Regions from separate parts of the Homo sapiens genome. Here region 2 is linked to region 1. A link is a loop called in an ENCODE intact Hi-C map of the cell type or tissue named here. Cell type or tissue: PC-3. All regions are shown on one strand. Each heading gives the region's core, and the rest is flanking DNA. Links, peaks and the distances in the headings are about the cores only.

Region 1 (10,396 bases), core at 926-8,925:
CGGTGGGTCTAGTTCACCCTTGGAAGCAAGGAGGGGCTCCTGGGGCCCAGAGACTGGCCTCCACTCTTGGACTGGGCAGGAATGGGCCTCCGTCTTCAGACCTGAGGCTCCCGAGGGCAGAGGCTGGTTCTCCCCATGGACCCGGGGGGTCCCGGGAGTAGGGTTGGGTCTTCCACCTCAGCTTCTCCCTCAGGATCCCACACGGAGATCTGCCCCAGTGCACCCTTGGGATGTAGTGACAGAAACTCCTGCTTACTTAAAAAAGGGTCCTCTGCAAACTGTGCCGAAGAACAAGGGCCAAAATAAAACAAAGAGGGGATTTCGTTGTTCTTCTCCTTACCGTAAGTTCAAAACACATTTTTCTGGCCTGTGAGAAGATGCTTCTCCTGGGCCAATACTGGGCCCCTGGGTTGGGTGGCAGTGGGACGGTGCCAAGGATCGGGCTCTTGCCAAAATAAATCGATCTCCTAACCTTTGCAGACAGCAGAGGTGGGGCAGGTCGACCCACTCCCACATGGCAGGGTCTTCCTGGGGTCACCAGGCTGTGGCCATCGTAAATAGTTTAACTGTGTTTATGTAGCAGTAACATGCGTGTTACCTTTCACAGTGATCACATTCCAGACGGCAGTCTTGGGTGATTTACCTTGCCATGCGCGGCCGCCAGTCCCTGCAGTGAGTGGGTGGCCTCTGGGGCCCAGCTTCGCTGTCCCAAGAGGACTGTTTTTAAAGAGCTGCCTGGCATGAGAGACTTTATACCCCCACCTTGCCATGCCCCACCACAGGTATGTTCCAAATCTGGGGATTCCTCAGCAGGCTCCTCAGTGCCCTCTGAGGAGTCTGAGGGGAACTACTGGGGCCACAGTGTCCCCTCCCCACCCCTTCTTGCCTCCCTGGCTAGGGCAGCCGGTGTTTGGAACTTGTCCATCATGTTTATGGTGATGGATGGACATAGGCTCCAGCACTGCTTCCAGTACTCGTCCTGGTGTCTGTTGCAGCAGCAGCCCCCAGCCAAGAGAAAATAACAAACAACCTTTTGGAGTCCTTACTAGGTACCAGGCACTGTTTTGTATACCTTATAAAAGGAGTGCTGTCATGAGCCCCTTTTACAGACAACAAAACTGAGGCGTGGTGAGTCTGCATAAGTCATCTAAGGACACACTATGAGTGAGGCGCAGGTCCAGACTTCACAAGGCAGCCTGCACTCCCAGCATCACGACTCTCCTCTCTCCCTGGCCAGGCCACGAGCGCTGCCTGCGCAGGGCTGGCCCATGGAGGGGGCAGGGCAACCAGCTGGGAGATGGAGTCCAGGAAGCAGAGGATGTCCGGGCATCTGTGGCACACTCCCACATACATGTGCCCCTGTGCATGCAGGCACATGGCACATACCTGGTGGGAATGGGCACCTCTCACACAAATATGCATGTGTGTGTACATCTCCTGTACCTGCCCCACCCACATGCGTGCACGTCCTATCTATCTAAGCGCCTGCACACATACATGAGCACGTGGATACATACGCATGTACGCCTATCCATGAGGTCACCCTATACATGTACATTCCCCAGGCACCTTCCCACACTCAGACACACAAACGTCCCACACTGCACACACCCAAACCCTTGTGTGGATGGAGCATGTCTTGCTACCTTGCTTACCAGGAGCATACTGCACTTCCTTTCCTTGACCCCCAAACTCGGGGTCAGTCCTAGGACAAGCAAAGCAGAGTGGGTGCTCTCTCATGATTACATGTATTCACTCAACCAGTATTTCCCGAGTGCCCACTGTATGCAGGGCCTTATGCTGGGTACTGTAGTGAAAGACTTAAATTGAGGCTCGGCCCAGCCCCTTAAGAGTGCCATGTGTGGGGCAGAGAGGGCCATGAGTCAGTGAGTACAGTCATCCCCACTGCCAAAAGTTGGCCTGGGGATGCAGGCTCCCAGCAGGCTCCAAGCTCCTCTCTGCTGATGGTGTACCCGCCTCTGGAGGCCCAGCTCCCTGCCTAGTTCTGGGTACCTGCAGACGTGGGCTCTCTTGCAGGTTTGAGGTCTGGGAGTGGCCCAGCCAGGGACTCTGGATGCCTTTGGGAGGGCTCCGGTCCCTTCCCCGACATACTCACCATGGAAGCAACCACGTAGTGTCCCTGGGCAGCCGGGTGGGTGTGAGTCACCGGGCAGGCCAAACCCCAAATGCCTGCCATCCCTTTGGATCATTGTGTATTTATTAAGCACTCCCTGTATACCCAGCACCTGCCAACATAGCAGTGTCCAGGCCTGGCTTGTCCACACTCCCACACAGAGGGGAACAGCCCAAGCCTTCTTGCTGCGCAGCCCCTCTGCCAGCCCTGCCATGCTCCACACAATGGGTTACATGGGCCTTGCCCAGGCGGGGAGGGGGCCAGACCTTTTGTATGGCGCCTTCTACTACCCAAATGCCATGCCACAAACCCTTAAACTGGGAGCTGGGTAAATGACCCTGGCCAAGAATGGCTTCATGGACACGAAACCTGAACGGCCCACACTTAGAAAGACCCTGTGCTTGGCTTAACACTCTGCTGTTGCCGTCTTGAAATTCTTAACAGTTTTTGAACAAGGGCCCCACAAATTATGTAGCTGGTTCTGCCACTGGCTGAGGCTTTCTGTGGGTGATTGGCACAGCCCTGCCCCCACCCCACTTCCTGCCGCCTGCATGCCCCTCCGCAGCCCTGCCTCTGCCAGCTCGGCCTCCTGCCCTGGGCTGGCCCAGACTGCTGAGATGTGGGCGGCTGTGGTTTCCCAGAGCCCGCAGTGCAGCCGCAGTGTTTGAAGATGCTCTTCAGTGGTGTCTTCAGACGGTGTTCCTTCTGTCGCCCAGCCTGTGGTCGCCCTGGCCGGCTCCCACCCCGTGGTCACCTGCCTGCTGTTGCCAGAGCATGAGAAGCCCGGGAAGGAGGACTTCAGCTTATACTCAGCTTCTGGCTTAGAGCCCACATATAGACTGCTCATCCCAGCCCCATCCTAAGGCACATCATTGCTAAGCTCTCTGAACCTCAGTTGCCTCAGCTGTAACATGGGGATTCAGAAGTCCTCCCAGCAGTGTTGGTGGGAGGATTCCTGGTAACATATAGGAAGCACCTGGTAACAAGCCTGGCACAGAGTGGGTGCCTGGAGAGCATTTAGTTTTAGCTGCTCGTTAATTCACCATTTACTGAGTGCCTACTAGAAGCCGAGCCAGAAAAGATAGCTTTTACTGAAGGAGCTCACAGTCTCGGCGGGGCAGGGGGTCAGTGGGGGTGGCTGTAAGCAGAAGCGTAAGAAGCTCAACTGGAATGGAGTGCAAGCCCAAGTGGGGAAACCAAGGCCCAGGGAGGGGATGTGACTTGCCTACACCAGGACCCAGGAGTCTTGTTTCTCTGCCCACCGGACGCCCCATACACAAACTCTGCCATGTCCCGGGATTGTGGTTAACACCGTGTGCTGTGTTAACAGGTCCAGGCTCAGTCTTCAGGGCACGAGTTGGGGTCTTCTTGATGGGTTGTGGCACCCACTGTTTGGACATCATGCATGCTTCTTCTTATTATTGTGTATTTATTTATTTGTTTATTTGTTTCTTGATCCAGGGTCTTGCTCTGTCGCCCAGGCTGGAGTGCAGTGGCACCATCTCGACTTACTGCAACCTCTGCCTCCCGTAGCCCAAGTGATCCTCCCACCTCAGCGTCTCGAGTAGCTGGGACTACAGGCTCGCACCACCATGCCTGGCTAATTTTTTGTAGAGATGAGGTTTTGCCGTGCTGCCCAGGCTGGTCTCGAACTCCTGGGCTCAAGAGATCTGCCTGCCTCAGCCTCCCAAAGTGCTGGGATTATAGGCGTGAGCCACTGCGTCCGGCCTGTGTATCTATTAAGCACCTCCTGTATACCCAGCACCTGCAAAGCCTTGGGACACACAACAGCAACCCTTCAGGGAAGATCCCAAGCCAGGTGCCTGTCTTTTGCCTCCTTGGATCAGTGACGAAGAGGTCAGCGTCACTCCATTTCTGGGTGTGATGGTCCTGGGCACTGCTGAGTAAGTCTGAGGAAAGGGACAACAGCTGCAGGCCCTCCACACTCAGCTCATCACCATTCTACTGCTCAGGCCCTCATCTGCCTGATTCTTGGGGTCACTTGTTTTCCAGGGCCTAACCCCATTCTGAACTAGTTTTGGTGAGGACAGTGAGGATGTGGGAATAGGCTAATTGAAAGCATGAAGTTGAAATGAGGAGCCAGTGCTGAAGGGAGATCTTGGGCTGCCACTGAGGGAGTTTGAGCAGGATAGTGGCATGACCAGCTCTATCTTCTTTTTTTTTTTTTTTGAGATGGAGTCTCACTCTGTTGCCCAGGCTAGAGTGCAGTGGCACGATCTCGGCTCACCACAACCTCCACCTCCTGGGTTCAAGTGATTCTTCTGCCTCAGCTTCCTGAGTAGCTGGGATTAAAGGCGTGCGCCACCACACCCGGCTCATTTTGTATTTTTAGTACAGATGGGGTTTCTCCATGTTGGTCAGGCTGGTCTCGACTCCCGACCTCAGGTGATCCACCTGCCTCGGTCTCCCAAAGTGCTGGGATTACAGGCGTGAGCCACCGTGCCCGGCCTGACCAGCTCTATCTTTAAAAGATCACTCCACTGTGATGTGGAGAAGGGGTTGCAGGGCAATGGTGGACACAGGAAGGGCTGATAAGAAGCAACTGTGATAGTCCAGACACCTGCCTCTGGGAGCCTAAAACACTCCACATAGGTGGGAAGGCTTCAAAAGAGGCCTGGGGATGAAGCTGTTGCCCTCCAGCCTGCCGCGCTTCCCGGGGACCTGCAAACGTCCATCCTTTCCTCGGTCGATTCCTCGTCCAGCCTGTGGTCCTTGGGGCTCTGATTTATTCAGCTTGGGAACCAGGCAGCGAGTCTCATGTCTGCCCCAGGCCTCAAAATAGATTATTTTTTTTATTAGCTGTCCCTTGTTAACTCATAATTGCAATCATGTAACATTTAATAGAGGCACAAAGCGATCCCCATCACTGCTCCACAATCATTCATTAGCTAACAAGACAGAGCAGCTCATAAAAAAAAAGCCGTTAAAAAAATTCCGGGGAAATGGAAAGCAGGAGGTGATGCAAGCCCTGGTTAACAAAGGCTGAGGGTTGGGGGGAGGCATGAGAGGGTGTGAGTGGAATAACCCAAGCCTGATAAGCCACAAAGCAGCGCCTGCTGCTCCCTCCTCCCTCTGCCGCCTGAGTCAGAGAAGCCGGGATGTGTTCAAAATCAAGCAATGTAATTAGCAGGTTGCATCATGCCTCTCGATTATAAATTACAATGGCCACAAAGAGGGTGGATGGAGGAGCAGGGATTAGATGGGGTAACCCAATCCCAGTGCCGGGAAGGGGGACAGAGGGCCCGGGAGCTGCCCCCCGCCACTAGGAGCCACTCGGAGTGGCCTCTGTCTACTGTGTCTAGGGACAGCAACAAGGCCTACTCAATACCTGCTTTGTGTAGCCTGGGATAATGATTTACAAACTCAAGGAAATCAGGAGGTGTGAAAAGAAGATAGCCCTCTTAACCCAGCCATTGTCTACCCTCTGCTGGAATGTCCCTCAGCTCCACCCACCTGGTGCACCTGTGCACACGGATGCTGTTTGAGGATGGTCCACGTGAGGAGCCCTCATAGGGGCTGGACTGATAAGATCTAAAAGGGTTGCTGGGCTCGAGGTGTGGCGACACAGTCAGGGATGATTGAGACTCGGCAAACAGGAATACACCTGAGTGATTCCCTGAGCCGTCTCTGTAGTAGGGGAGGATGGGAGCTTGGGCTGATGACAGAGCAAGCTGTCTCCTAGGAGTTGAAGACCTGGTTCCATCCCAAACTTTGCCACTGGGAGGCTGTAGGAGCCTGGCAAGCCATTTCTCCTCTCTGGGCCTCAGCTTCCCCCCTACAACCCAACTGCTGGCTATATGACCCAGGCAAGTTATTTTCCATCTCTGTGTCTCTACTTCCCCACCAGGCCTTGCTACAACTGGTCATGTGACCTGAGACCAGCTCCCCCTCCGCATCCTCAGTTTCTCCATTTACAAGGAGGAAAGTTATCCAGACAATCTTTAAAGTTCAGCTGGGGCCTTCTCTTAGTCTAAGGTGAACTCTGTTTTTCCAAAGACTAACCAACTAGCCAGCTCACCTGGTACCTTGGAGACCAGGGAAATGGGCCTGGCAACCCTGCCCTCTAGCCATCTGCATGAATCAGAGCCCGGTGAAGCAGAGGGGAAGTCAGTCTCAGGCAAATCAAGTCACTGGTGGCACTGCTCCCCGTGAGCCCGTGTAGACACACCCTTTACTTCCTCCTGGTGGAAGATTTGGCCTTTCAGTTTAGCCTTTGCAAACAGCATTTACTTGACAATGTTTTCTTAGCAGCCCTATTCTTGTACACAGGAAATAATCCCATTAACTTTATTATCTCTGCAAAGAAAGGACAAGGATATAGATTTGCCCTTAAGTTCAATGAACTCAGTTCTCTCTTGAAAGGAAAAGCACAGAACTGAGGCAATTGCCTTGTAGGAAGCTTTCTTTGGGTAAGACCTGGCTCTAGTGGAGAGATATTGCAGCTGCCTTTTGAACTGTGGCCCTCAGCTGCTCTGGGGCCCCCAAATCTTCTCTCTGGGCCTCACTTTCATCCCCATCACCACCTCCTCACACCTACATTCTGTTGACTGAGGGACTGGACCAAACTGATGGAGAGAAGTAGGTATTCTCAACAAGCAAGGAGAGGCAGAGGCGATCGGGAGGGAATCCCGACTAGCACTGCCTTCGCTCAGACCCCAGCATTACTCCCTTGGACTACTGTAGAGACCTCCAGTCTTGGCCCCTCAGATCTCTTTGCTCCTTTGCAGCCACAGGACCTTGCTAAAAATTGTGGCTGATCACACTCTTCCCCTGCTTGAACCCCATCAAAGGCACCCCTGTCCAAAAGTCCCAGGGCCTAGTAGGCTCCACAGGCTCCCCAAGCCTGGGCCGTGCTTTTTTCTCCAGCCACTTCCTTCTACTTGCAGCCCAAGCTACCCTGAATCATTGGTCCTTTCCAGCAAACCCCAGGCTATTTCATACCTCCACACCTTTGAGCGAGCTGTTCCCATTGCCCGGACTGCCCTTCCCCTTGTTCACCTGGCCAACTTAGGTTCAGTCTTAGGGGCCGGGCACGGTGGCTCACACCTGTAATCCCAGCACTTTGGGAGGCCAAGGCTGGTGGATCACTTGAGATCAGGAGTTTGAGACCAGCCTGACCAACATGGTGAAACCACGTCTCTACTAAAAATACAAAAACTAGCCGAGTGTGGTGGTGGGCTCCTGCAATCCCAGCTACTCAGGAGGCTGAGGCAGGAGAATCGCTTGAACCCGGGAGGTGGAGGTTGCAGTGAGCCGAGATCGCGCCATTGCACATGGAGGGCAACATGAGCAAAACTCCGTCTCAAAAAAACGAAAAACAAAAAACAACAACAAAAAACAAAACAAAAAGAAAAAACTAAAAGATGCAGCCTAGGAACCTTGCTTTAGTATTAGTATCCCCTCCTCCCAGAACCCCTTCTCCAGGCAGCTCTTCTGTGCCTTCCAACATGAGCAAGCTCTAGCCCAGCAAGTCCTTATGTGCCATGTCCCCCGGAGTCCATGAGCTCCCTGGGGAGGAACTGAGCATCCCATAGTCAAACCCTCACAAACATCTTCTGTGTTGAACTGCTGCCTTTTCCTACAGCAAGCAAGAGGCAGATGTAGCCTGAGGCCTAGGGCTTGGGGTGAAGTCTGGAAAAGTTGCTCATCCATTCATTCACTTATTCATTTGTGTCATCTGAATACATGTAGTGAGGGGAGGGGGCAGGGATGAGCAGGCTGGGAAGGGAAGGACCAGACCTATCAGCTTCGTATACCACCCTGAAGGCACTTATAGGCTCCATGGAAGTCCCTGGCCCTTGGGTGGGTTGGGAGAATATCCCAGAAGCCAGCTCCCAGTGCAAGTTGGCCTCCAGGGTGGACAGACTGCCAGAGCTGGGCTGACGGTGGCACTGGGGGCTGCCTTGTGTGTTTTAGCCCAGCAGGGCCTGCACCTTGCCGACAGCGATCTCCCAGCTGCCTCAGTACAATCAACAGAAGCTGAGTGTGAGGAGGTGGCAGAGAGGGAGCCATGTGAGGCATGTTTTCACGTGTCAGGAGCTCTCAGCATGTCCCCTGTTGGTGAGGGGGCTGTCCTTGTGTCTGCATCACTAAGGAGGTGACCACTTTGCTCTCGTGTCAGGGTGACATTAGATCCCTAAGTTGTGACCTCACTCAGGTATCCGTCCTTGAGTCCCATCTGCCTCTGAGTTAAGAGCCAAAATAACAGCAGAGACATGGCTGCCTGAATACCCTTCTCAGCAATGGCGAGACACAGAACAAGCATGGCTGTCCCATTGGATGGAACAGGAGACCGGGACTCAGGGATATGGACACAGCTACCTGAGGTCACACAGCTCATGTGGGCCTCCTATAGCCTGTGAGGTACACCTTTCCTTCTTCCACCACCCTTAGGGGTGGAGCTGTGCCCCATATTTGGCCTTTACCACATCCCAATGTAGGTGAAAATGTGAATGACAATAATAACTGCATATAGTAGATGCCTACTTTGTACCTGGCACAACTTAAGTACTTTCTTCTCATTCATTCAATCAATAATATTTATTGAGTGCCAGGCACTTTTCTAGGTGCTGAGGATATGGCAGTAAGCAAGGCAAAGTCCCTGCACTCAGGGAGCTCCCATTTTAGTGGGAGACACAGACAATAAACCAAGAAGTGAGTACACAGAAAATAGGCAGGCCGAGGTGCGAGGATGGCTTGAGTCTAGGAGTTCAATGCCAGCCTGGGCAACATAGGGAGACCCCATCCCTACAAAAAATCAAGAAATTAGCTGGGCATGGTGGCACACACCTGTCATCTCAGCTACTCAGGAGGCTGAGGTGGAAGGATCGCTTAAGCTCGGGAGGTTGAGGGAGGAGTGAGCCATGTTCGTGCCACTGCACTTCAGCCTGGGCGACAGAGGGAGGCCCTGTCTCAACAACAACAACAACAACAACAAAACAACAAAACAGAGAAGAAAAGAAAATAGGTGAGGTGGTAAAAAGTAAGTGAAGAGAAAGGGTGGAGAGCGGAAAGCCTCTGATTCAGTGACATTTGGGCAGGCCCCTGAAGGAGACATGGGAGGGGGCATAGGACTATTTGGAGGACAAAAATGACAGGCAGAGGGAATAGTAATTGCAAAAGCCTTGGGACAGGAACGTGCTTGCTGAGTTCAAGGACAGCCAGAGAGCTGCTGTGGCTGGAGCACAGTGAGGAAGGAGCAGAGTGGCACAGTGTAGAAGATGAGGCCTGTGCCAGTCATAGGCCAACTCATTTGACATTACAGCAATGCTGAGTACCAGGCACTCTTGTTATTCTCTAGCTAATGAGGAAATTGAGATACAGAGAAAAGTAATCCACCCAAGGTCACACTCCAGGCATGTGGTTCTATGTTAGCGATTTGGGAGCATCCTTCTTGGCCCAGAGCACTGGTTCCCAGTCCCAGGTATGGATTAGAATCACCCGGGGAACTTACAAAGAATCCAGATGACCAAGTTTCAAATTCTGACAAGCTGCCTAGGTGATTTTGACAGAATCTTTATGACACCAGCTTTGGTGACCCACTGGGGAATGGCTGTAGACAGGCGAGGTTGGAAGAGCAAGCACTTGGCCAGGAGCCTAACTCTAGCTCTGCTCTGATCTCTGAGCCACTGCATTCGCCAGTCCTCTCTGAAGCCCAGTCTCTTCGTTTGTGAAATAAGAGAGTTGAACTCCATCAGTGAACTTCTCGGTTGCTTTTTAGCAGTAAAATCTTTCATTCAATTAGGTACTAAGTGGAGCCCAAAATACGAAAGAGGTCAAAGGAGCTTTATTTTGGGGGAGGAGTGGGATTCAGGCCATCATTCCCTTGGGAACCTCTGAAGCATAATTTTCCAATTCCCTGGAGCTCCGATCTCTGACGACATGCTTCAAGTTCTAGATACCCATATTGGGTCCTTTTTTCCCCCAAAGCAATGTCCCCTGGAATGGCCCAAAGCTCCTGGTGCAAGTCCTATAAATCCTATTCAAGGAGCACTACGAGGAGGCTGCCCAAACCCTGGCTCTGAGTTCTGAGGAGTCCTGGGTGCCTGGTGCCAATGAGGCAGGGGGTTAGGGCTGGGCACACAGTGAGCCTCTTTCAGCTCGCCTGTGTCTTCCACTTGCTGTCCTGGCTGGGGAGGAGGACATGGTGAGCCCCAAGCACTTGGGTTGATCCCTGTTCCAGTGTTAGGAACCTGTACAGGGGTAGCAGCCATCCAGCTGGTGGAGGCAGAAATTTGCTTC
Region 2 (10,396 bases), core at 910-8,909, 79 kb before region 1:
TGAGTTAATTTTAGTGGATTTTTAGTAAAGCCTTTTTAGACAACTATAACAAGGCAGAGAGGACTGTTTGAAGGCGGCAGCTTTGAGCAGGAGAGCAGGCCTGATGTGTCTCACCAATTCTTAACTTCTGTTCACCCGCAGCTTGCTCACCCCTGATCTCATGCAGGACCGGGCTGGAATGATCCTTTGTGATTCATTCTGATTTAGGGTGGCAGCCAAACTTTCTAGGACTTTTGCGGGCTCTGTGGGCTATCCTGCATCAAAGGCTCCAATGCCTCTTTCCTCTCCTCTGACCTTGCAGATCTGACAAATGCCAAGGACTTTGCCTACGCTGGATGTGTAGCCGAAGACTGTCCCAGGCTGCTCAGAGGGGCGGAAGCAAACTCGCTGCATCTCCAGAAGCCCCTCAGAGGTCAGGTTTAAGGTGAGGGTGTCCTTGAGTGAAGGTCAAATAGGTTTCTTTTCTCCTCTCTTTTTTGAGACAGGGTCTCACTCTGTTGCCCAGGCTGGAGTACGGTGGCACGATCATGGCTCACTGCAGCCTCAACCTTCTGGGCTCAAACAACCCTCCCCACCTCAGCCCCCCCAAAAACCAGGACTACAGGGATGTACGGCCACACCTAGCTAATTAAATTTTCTTTTTTTTTTTTTGTAGAGACAGGATCTCCCTATGTTGCTTAGGCTTGTCTTGAACGCCTGAGCTCAAGTGATCCTCCTGCCTTGGCCTCCCAAAATACTGGGATTATAGGCAGGAGTCACTGTGCCCGGCCAGGTTTCTGTCTTCCCCCAATTGTTTAGTAAACTTTTTTTTCCCTCTAATTAAAAAACACACTGAGAAAACTGCACAAATCATAAGTAAATATTGCAGTGATCTTTTACCTGCAACACATCATCTAGATCAAGAAATATAGCTTTGCCAGCTTCCTGTAACCCTTGCCTGGTGTCCCCTCCCAGTTGTCACTCCCATCAAAGGCAGGCATTCTTCTGCCTTCTATTCCTGACAGTTAGTGTGGCCTGACTTTGGAACGTTGTATAAATGGAATCACATTGGATGAACTTGATTGTTTCTGGTTTCTCTGGCTCACCATTTTGAAATTCACCCATGTCATGTGTGCGGTTCACTTATTCTCATTGTGGTATAGTGTCCCATTGTATGACTATGCAATTCTTAATCCATTCTACTGATAATCTTTGGGTTGTTGCTTGCTTAGGGCTGTGATGGATAATGCTGCTGTAACATTCTTATCTTTGCCTTGTGGTGTGCAAGTGTACACGTTTCTACTAAATACCTAGGAGTGAAATTACTGTGTCATAGACACTGCGAGTTTTCCAAAGTGGTTGTAGCAGCAGCATATGACAGTCCCAGCTTCTTCACGTCCTCACCAACACCATTGTCAGTGGTTTCACTTTAATATCCTGGTGGCCAAAATTACCTTTCTAAACCATAGATCCTTTGATCTCTTTCCTGCTTTGAGCTTCCTAACATTTCCCCAACATTTTAGCATGAAAACTTCTACAGAAAAGTTGAAAAAAATTTTACAGTGATCACCCATATCATCACCAAACATATAATATAATCACATCATCCACATCTTGTTATAATCACTTTTTCACATGTCTAGCTAGCTAGCCTTCCATCAGCCATCTTCTTTTTTCATTGTCAGTGCCTCTTTATGAAGGTAAAATTGACATACCAGAACATATCCTCATTTTAGGCACACATTTCATGATTTAAGTAAATTTATACAGTTGTGCAACCATCAGCATAATCTAGTTTTAGAACACTTCTGTTACCCTAAGCACGTTCTCCTCATACCGTTTGTCGTCAATCCCTACCACGGCTACCAGTCTCAGGCAGCTACTAATCTATCTGCTTTTTTTCTGTGTAATTTTGCCTTTTCCAGAAAGTCTTTATAGATAGAAGTATACAATGTATAGTCTCTTCTGTTTGGCTTCTTTCATTAGAATGGTGCTTTTGAGATTCATCTATGTTGTGGCATGTATCAGTAGGTTGTTTCTCTTTATTGATGGTTTCACCATGTTGGCGAGGCTGATCTCGAACTCCTGACCTCTGGTGATCCTCCCGCCTCGGCCTCCCAAAGTGCTGGGATTGCAGCCATGAGCCACCATGCCTGGCCTCAATAGGGGTTTAACAACAGGATCATAGTCTGGCATAGGAGAGGTTGCCCATTTATGGAGTGGTCTATTGTATGGGAAGAAGGAAGGATAGAAAGAAAGAGACAGAGAGGTAGAGACAGAGAGAGGAAGAGACAGAGAGATAGAGACAGAGATGAACTTGTTGCCTCCATATTCTCTGTCTCCAAGTCAGCAATGGGCCTCCTTCCCTTTGGGAAACTTCTTGACTGCCCGGCTCTCAGGTGCCCGTGGTACACCTTGCCAGTTAGATTCCTCCTGTGCTGACCCTTCTCTGCTCTGGGTTTGTATCTGTTTCAGGGTGACTGTCTCATTTAATCCTATAATGTTCACAAAGAGCTCAGCACGATGTCTGGCACATGGTTTAGGACTTGGGAACTGGTGGTCTTCAGTATCCATCTCCCCAGCAGCTTGCTGGGCTCTCTGAGGGCAAGAATTGTGGCTTCTATGTCCCTTCAGTGTGGCTCCAACTCCTGGGAAAGCCCCAGGCACATGGGGAGGGGGCAGGGAGGACAGTGGATGGGGTAGTGGGTCGGGGCCCTTACATAGTCAATGCGTCAGCACCCCAAACTCTGGCCCTCTGGTTAGGTCTCTATTAGGGAAATGGCCCTGGGCTGGGTCTAGGGGGGTCACTGGACCTTGGTGCCGAACCACAGCTGGGAATGCCAGCATCACTAGCAAATTCAGCATGGGCCTGGGGAACAAGGCTGCTGGGACCCCCTGCCAGTGAGGAGGACTGAGCAGCAGCCAGGCACGTTGCCTCCTCCCCACCTCCTTCTCAGCCTTATAATTCCCAAGATTCCTGTTGTTTTTCCAGACCCCAGACCTCCCTGTCTGTGCGCTTTCAGGAGTGCTGAGTGTGGGGGGCTCCCAGGCCTATGCCGATGATGCCCTCCTTCTTTTCCTTTCCAGGCTAAAATGACTTCCTCAGACCTGGATGTGTCTTCATGGCTTCGCTGTTCCTGCATGCTATGGTTGAGGGTTTCTGTTCTCTAATGCAGTGGTTCTCAAACTTGAGTGATGTATGCTCAAGTGCAGAAATCAGAGTTTTTGATCCAGCAGGTGTGGGGTGGGGCCTGAGAACCTGCATGTCTAACACATTCCCAGGCCATGTTCATGCTGCTGGGCTGGAACCACTCTTTCAGATCCAAAGCTTTGATCTCTCCTCCCGGGGCTCAGCCTGTGTCTTCTTTCCTACATGATGGGGAGCAGAGAAGGCAGGGGGCATCTTCTTCCTTCTCTGCACAAGCCCTAAAAAACACTTAGATCATAGTGACCTTGATGGTGACAGTAGGAAGTCCATATTTGAGTTGCCTTTGGCCAAAGGGCATGGCAAGACTTACAGAGGGAAGAGCAGATACAATGTCCTGTCTTCAGCACATCATAAAAATAAAAACAGATGAAAGCTGGAGAGGATGTCAGAGTAGAGTCATGCATCACCTAACGATGGGGACACATCCTGAGAAATGCATTGTTGAGCAATTTCGTCATGTGAAACATCATAGAGTACACTTACACATACCTAGATGGTCTAGCCTGCTATACACCTAGGCTATGAACACATACAGTGTGTTACTCTACTGAATACTGGAGGCAATTGTAACACAGTGGTAAGTATTTGTATGTCTAACATACAAAACATATGTAAATATAGAAAAGGTACAGTACAAATACGGTATGAATGATAAAAAATGGTACACCTATAGAGAGCACTTACCATGAATGGAGCTTGCAGGACTGGAAGTTGCTTTGGGTACGTCAGTGAGTGAGTGTGTGAGTGTGTAGGTCTGGGACATTGCTGTGCACTACTGTAGACCCTATAAACACTGTGCATTTAGGCTACACTACATTTATTTTAAACATTTCTTTTTTCAGTAATAAATTAACCATAGCTTAATACAGCTTTTTTACCCTATAAACTTAAAAAAATCTTAAAAACTTTTTGACTCTTTTGTGAACACAGCTTAAAACACAAACGCATGGTACAGCTCTACAAAAATATTTTCTTTTTTACGTCCTTATTCTATAAGCTGTTTTCTGTTTTTAAATTTAAATTTTTTTTTGTGAAAAACGAAGACACAAACATATACGGTAGCCTAGGCCTATTTGAGGTCAGGATCATTAACATCCACTGCCTTCCACCTCCACATCTTCTGCACTGGAAGGTCTTCAGGGGCAGTAACAGGCATGGAGCTGTCATCTCCTATGACAACAATGCCTTCTTCCGGATACCTTCTGACGGGCCTGCCTGAGGCTGTTTTACAGTTAACATAAAAGTGTAAGGAGTATACTCTAAAATAACAATAAAAAGTATAGTAAATACATAAACCAGTATCATAGTGGTTTACGATCATTATCAAGTATTATGTACTGTACATCACTGTATATGCTGTACTTTTATGTGGCTGGTAATGCAGTAGGTTTGTTTATACCAGCATCACCACAAACATGAGTAATGCATTGCACTACAATGTCACTAGGCGCTAGGAATTTTTCAGCTCCATTATCATCTTACGGGACCACCGTTATATGTGCAGTTTATCGTTGGCTGAAACATCATTATGCGGTACATGACTGTATAAAACTAAATAGGTAGTTTCATGAGAGAAATAATCAGAAGTTACTACGCTGTTTTAACTGAGCATCAGTAATAACGTTAATTTTGATTTTGGAAGTAACCCATGTAAAAAGAACTCTGCAAATTACATAGGTCAGACGAGATAGTAAATGTAGCTTTTCTGGCAGTGTTCTAGAATGTTTATTCAGATTCAGCTCAATCTTGTGGTCAAGCTGGGTCTGACAAAAGGTCCTTAAGAGTTCTTTAACACACTCTACCCTCAAACCTATCCTATGAGGTAGACATTGTCATTCTCATTTTACAGATGAAGAAACAGGCTTAGCAGTTGTATGGTGGATCCTGGATTCCAACAATCTTTTTACTCCAACTCAGACTTTGGAACCTGAAGTGAGGTGTTTTTTGTTTTTTTGTTTTTTTAACACAACACCACAGGTGAATGCTAATTAAGATTCCCCTGAACAATTTCTAGCCAAATCGCAGACACATGAGGCTGGATGAAGGCTAGGGCAAGCTCTTCTCTTGCTTGGGGTGTGAACTCCATTGACTTTAGCTTGCCCTGCAAGGAAAAGTCCAGCATATGTACCATCAGAAATGACAGATTTGGAAACAGAGTCCTATACAGACTTATCTGAGCTTTAGACAGGCAAGATTGATCAGGGTAGCAGATCTACTGTGATCACTTTTAGTTGTTCTTCAGCATCTGGCAAAGTGTGTGTTTAAACAAGCCAGGTATGCTGCTTGCTGCTTGCTGCTTGCTCTGAGAGATTAGGGATAGTGCTGCATCCAGCTGGGCCACCCTCAGCCCACCCTGGGCCAGATGGGTATTAAGTAAGGGAAGCATCTGCATCATGTGAGTGTTTACAGATGCCATATGAATAGACCCCATTGGAAACCAACTGAGCCACAGACGGTGCACCATGGCCTCCTGGAACTGTCACTGGGTCCCAGATTTGTGGTCTGGGTATCATTCCAGTGGAAGTTTATTGCTCCATAAAGAATTTAGGCAGGAAGTAAGATAGATCGTGGATTAGATAGTGACCTTTTGAGTTGGAATGGATGAGTGCTGCTCATGGTAGGGATGAGAATGAAGAAGGAGGAGGAAGGTGGGGGCGGATGGGGTTTTGATGATTGGAGGTGACAGAGGATGGTGACAGCAGTGGTTGGGGGGATGGTGGTATAGGAGATGGACGTTGTAGGAAGCTGGTTATTGGGATGATGGGCTGAGTAGCTCAGGGAACCAGCTGGAAAGTCCAAAGCCAGGGATAGGAATTTGATCATGGTTGGGGGTGGCTAGGGAGGTGAGAGGGTTGCTTGGGGGAGGCATTGCTTTCTGATCACCCGCTCCTGCTTCCAAAGGTGCCTGTTGAGGGTATTTACCAAACTTGCCCCAACAGCCCAGCTGGGAGGTCCTTCCTGGCTGAGATTTAGCAAACCTGTTTCCCTAGGAGGCCTCTCTTACCACAACAGACAGATGGGTGCTGATGTCAGCAGCAGTGCAAAGCTGTAAGTCAGCACTAATGGGGGTGGTACCTGAGGGCCAATGAGAGAGAGAGCTCTGCCCAGCTTGGCCTCCTCTGAGACCCACCCCAATGGGAAGACAAGGTAAGAAGCCCATCCTGGGCTTCCTGGCCAGGTTCCTGGAATAGGTGGCAGGTTCATGGTGGGTGACTGGGGCTCAAATTTGGCATCTCTGGGACACGGGAATTGGAAGGGCTTGTCATGGGCCATCTGGTTTAAGCCTATGCAGAGAAAAGAAAGGCATTAGGATTCCCATTACCTAGATGAGGAAACTGAGGCCTTGGGAGGGGGAGAGTTGTACCTAAGGTTAGCTGGAGAAGCAGCAGCAGAATCAGGCTCAGAACTTCTGTAAGAGCACCTCCATTTGTGTACAAGGGTGGGAGTATGGGGCAGTGAGCTCACCAGGACAGGAATCAGCAGACCTAGGCAGGCTGTTTCCTCTTCTGCAAAATGGGAGTGCCAAAAAGTTGCTCCTAGGGTGTGGAGAGGATTAGACGAGATGGGCATAAGTAAAGCACCCTATGAACATTAATTTCCTTTTCCCCACAGATCATTTGTCCTGGGTGGGAGTCTTCAGTGCACCTCAGTGTGTGTTTGTGTGTGCATGAGTGAGTATGCTGTGTGTGTGAAAGCATGCACAAGCCCCTCCGTGTGTATGTGTTAGTATGTATGTGAGTGTGTGATTTGCAAATCCTGACCAGGCGGCCATTGTGAGGGGAAGTGGCAATGTTTACCGACCTTGGGAGGTATTAGAGGTTGGAGCCTCTAGGATTGGCCTGGCATGGGCTGAGGTGGCGGGACTGGAGTTGGAGGTGCTCTGGATCCCCCAGGCTTCTGTAAACCCTGAAAGCTGCTGCTCTGGACACTAACAGGGCAGGGCAGGGTCACGCAGCTCCTGTTAGGGGCTTAGGCAAAGTCATCAAGTGACTCGGAGTAGGTCTTTAGGAGGTCCCCCTGGGCATTTGTTGGGGAGTCCAGCCAGGGGTGTCTGAGCAGAGATGAGGGAATGGGCTGGAGGGCACCAGGGAGAGGAGAAGAAGCAGGGCTCCTCTCTCTGCCTCTTCAGGGCAAAGAATTCTGCTTTCTTTGTAGCTGGAGGTGACCTCAACTTCCTCCCCTTGCTCTGGGAAGAGGCCTGAATATAAGTCAAGTCATTTGTGCTAATCGTTGACATTTTTGAGACGTGCCTTCCCTGGGAGTTTGGGGGCCTAGTATGCAAATCTATGCACATTATGTGACATCAACAGAAAAATTGGAACCTCAGGGAATTGCTGGAGCAGAGAGGTTCTCCTTCAGAACTGCTTCTAAGCTGCCTATAATTCCCCCCATTAAATTCACAGAGGCAAAATGTGTTAGATCCTGGAGGGTCAAGACTGAGGCCAGATCACAATGGCCTTTCAGTCCACGGTCTCACTTTACAGATGAGGAAAGTGAGGCCCAGAGGGGAGGCATGACTTGCTTGAGATTATACAGTCAGTGGCAATGCTGGGGTCAGACCTGGCCCAGGATCATCCAGATTCATTTTTTGACTTAATATGCACAACACACACACACACACGCACACAGACACACACACACACAGCCTATCCTTCGCACAGTACCCACAGCTTTATTTTGCTTCACAGCAGTACCTGACCTTGCATGTTTACATTTCCTTCTCCTTCTGCCTGACCAGAATAAAGCTCCATAGGGGTGAGAAGTGTGCTTGTTTTTTCATGTTGTATTCACTGTCGTATCGTCAGCATCTAAAACACAGAATGGTGGGATTCATTCATTCATTTGCTGGTCGCCTCTCTGATGTGCCCTCTCCATTCCAGACCCTGGTGAAACAGAAAGGTGTCAGACCTGGCCCCTAGACCCTGGCTCAGGTGGCTTCAGGCCCTTTCTTCTGGGCCCCAGTTGCCTGGGGGGTGGGAGGGATCCCCTCACCCAGGTCCCACTGGCGCTGACTCTGGAAGCTCACCCCAGGGGAGGAGAAGCTAGGGATGAGAATTAAGAGTCCTCTCCAAGGAACTCCCAGAGCAGAATCAGGGAAGCCCCCACGGCACTGAGGAGAGTGGGAGTGTGAACACAGTAGCTTGTGACCAGGGAGGTGGCAGTGGGGAGGAAGGTAGAAGCTCATTTGGGAGGCAGGGTGTGGGGACTTGGAGGGGAATCCTAGGAGGAGAGGGTGAACGAGTACTGTGGAGGCTCTGGGCACTGGGTGTCTAGGGCAGGCTGTGCAGGTGGGGCTGACAGAGAAAGAACACTGCCATTTATTGACATTTGGGGTAGGCTGCAGAGTGGGGGCTGGTGTAGAGAGGCAAAAGGCCAGACTCCAGTCCCTGCACTTCATATGGGCAGAGTGGCGAGGCGTTACATAAGCCCCAAAAAGAGCTTTGGTCGAAGGCTTAATTTTCTCATCTGTAAAGTGGGGATGATAACATGAACCTGGGCATGGGGGCCTCGTGTCAGGAGGGAGGTGAGTCTCATATGAAGTAATCTGTCTGAACACCCTCAGCCCACTGCTGGACCCCCAAACATGAGCTGGCCTGTCTTCCCAGTCCTTTCTCCCTTTTCCCAGGGTACATTCTCTGGGAAGTGGGGCCCTGTGGCTGCTGCCCTGTGGAGGGGCCAGTCCCCATCCTCTCTGCTCCCCAGCCCCTGTATGTTCATTTGCCCAAGAGGTCACCCAGTTTCCTCTGTCCTAGTTGACCAGAACCCTCTGGACTCTGTGGGTGCTACGGGTTTTCTGGCCTGGACCCACGCCTCCGCCTCGCTGGGGGCTATGAGCAAGAGAGCAGCAGACCAGATTTTGCAAGCCTGAAATAGTTTATGGCCAGGCTGAGGCCGGGAGGAAGGAGGGCATGGCCCCAGGAATGCAGGAGGAATGCCTGGGAGGCCCGTTCCGTCCCCCACCCATCCTCAACTCCCCAGGGGGAAGGAGTACAGGCCTCAGGATTACCGGGCACTGGGCAGAGAGAGGGAAATGGTCTGGGCCCTGAGCATTCCTGGGGCTGGGGTGGTCGCAGGGCCAGTGAACGGGTGTGTATGTGGGGTGGTCTTCCTGCAGACAGGAGTATCATCTCCTCCAAGGAGGCCACCTGGATTAGACTTCTCTGTCTACTCCATTCAGTCTTTCCTACTTACTTGCCTGTAGCACCAAGGATACATATCTTCATTGCTGTGTGCTTGAGAGCAGTGGGGGTTGTTTTTCTACTTGATGCAGGGCCTCTCTGTCTCCACTGTCAAACTGGGAGCTCCCTGAGGTCAGGGTTTGTGTTTTCCTTTCAGATTGAGAATTCCTTAAGGATTGAGGCTATGAATCTCCCATAGAGTAGAAGCCCACACATGCTTCCCATGCCAGAATGGGGTGGAACTGGAACGACAAGATGCAGTCTTCACCCCCATTCCTTTAGACCCAAGATGGGATCTCCTTCAATCCTGGCTGGAAAGTGGGATAGCGTTCGGAGGGCCAGTTGAGTCCTGTGGACCAGACAGCGGCCTATGAACAGCATTGGCCCTCCCATTTCCAACCATGTGAACACCTGCGGCCCCTATGTGGAGGCCAGAGGAAGGCAGGCCCCCGTTACCCATCTGGACAGTCCACTTGGCCCTGCTGGTATCATACCTTGGGCTTGCCCCCTCTGTATGTGGCCTGGGGTCTATTCCAGGAAGGGGTGGGCAGCAGAGGGTTGAGAGTGGACAGGCCACAGTGCTCCAGGCTGTTAATGATACCTGCATTTTCCTGGGCCCTATGGCCAGGCCGTCACCTTCCCTTTCATGTTTGGCTCTGTCTCAGTGAGCCAGTAGGTGAGGTGGGGGCTAGGAGGGAGCCCCAGGGTAGGGGCAGCCAGGCAGGCACAGAAGGAGGCAGATGATTGGTGCCTGGCCAAAGTCACAAGGTTCTAGCACCCTCCATTTCCATCAATGCCCCAGCTCTATTATGGAAGACACAAGTTGCCAAAACTCCGGCAACTCTGGCTGGTCACACCCTGTCCTTTTGTGGACACAGCTCTCTGGCCTCCATGGGCAGGACATCTATTTCCAATTCCCGCATGCACTCCTAGACCAGCCTCATTTAGGTCAGTCTGTGGTCAGGGTCATGGACAATCTCTGCAGGGTTGGGCCAGTCTGTGGTTAGAATTAAGGGTCTGAGATCTGGGT

Evidence for each region. Peaks named below come from ENCODE experiments on the same cell type or tissue, not always from the same donor. Only the 100,000 strongest peaks of a DNase experiment are listed, where the experiment ranks them.
Region 2: a loop joins it to region 1, with 2.9 times the contacts of the local background. A loop is called at or near these places in 5 of 110 quality-filtered maps.

Annotation. Positions count from the first base shown.
Region 1 is chr6:43,921,653-43,932,048 of GRCh38, forward strand. All of the region lies in intron 1 of LINC01512 (long intergenic non-protein coding RNA 1512), which reads left to right. Among named protein-coding and RNA genes, the nearest start is that of LINC01512, 36 kb to the left of the region's middle. RefSeq lists enhancers at 2,818-2,877, 3,902-4,635. In PC-3, for the core only: CTCF peaks have their summits at 5,886 and 6,093; DNase peaks (open chromatin) are centred at 1,909, 5,779 and 6,259; H3K27ac peaks cover 1,293 bases.
Region 2 is chr6:43,842,210-43,852,605 of GRCh38, forward strand. LINC02537 (long intergenic non-protein coding RNA 2537) reads right to left here and starts at 10,124. Exons shown (of 4, transcript NR_149142.1): 1 at 9,968-10,124; 2 at 7,887-7,995; 3 at 6,552-6,723; 4 at 2,667-3,613. It overlaps LOC105375070 (a long non-coding RNA gene), which reads left to right. Exons shown (of 3, transcript XR_007059588.1): 2 at 302-424. RefSeq lists enhancers at 8,487-9,133, 9,134-9,780, 9,781-10,396. In PC-3, for the core only: no CTCF peak of the experiment used is centred there; a DNase peak (open chromatin) is centred at 4,502.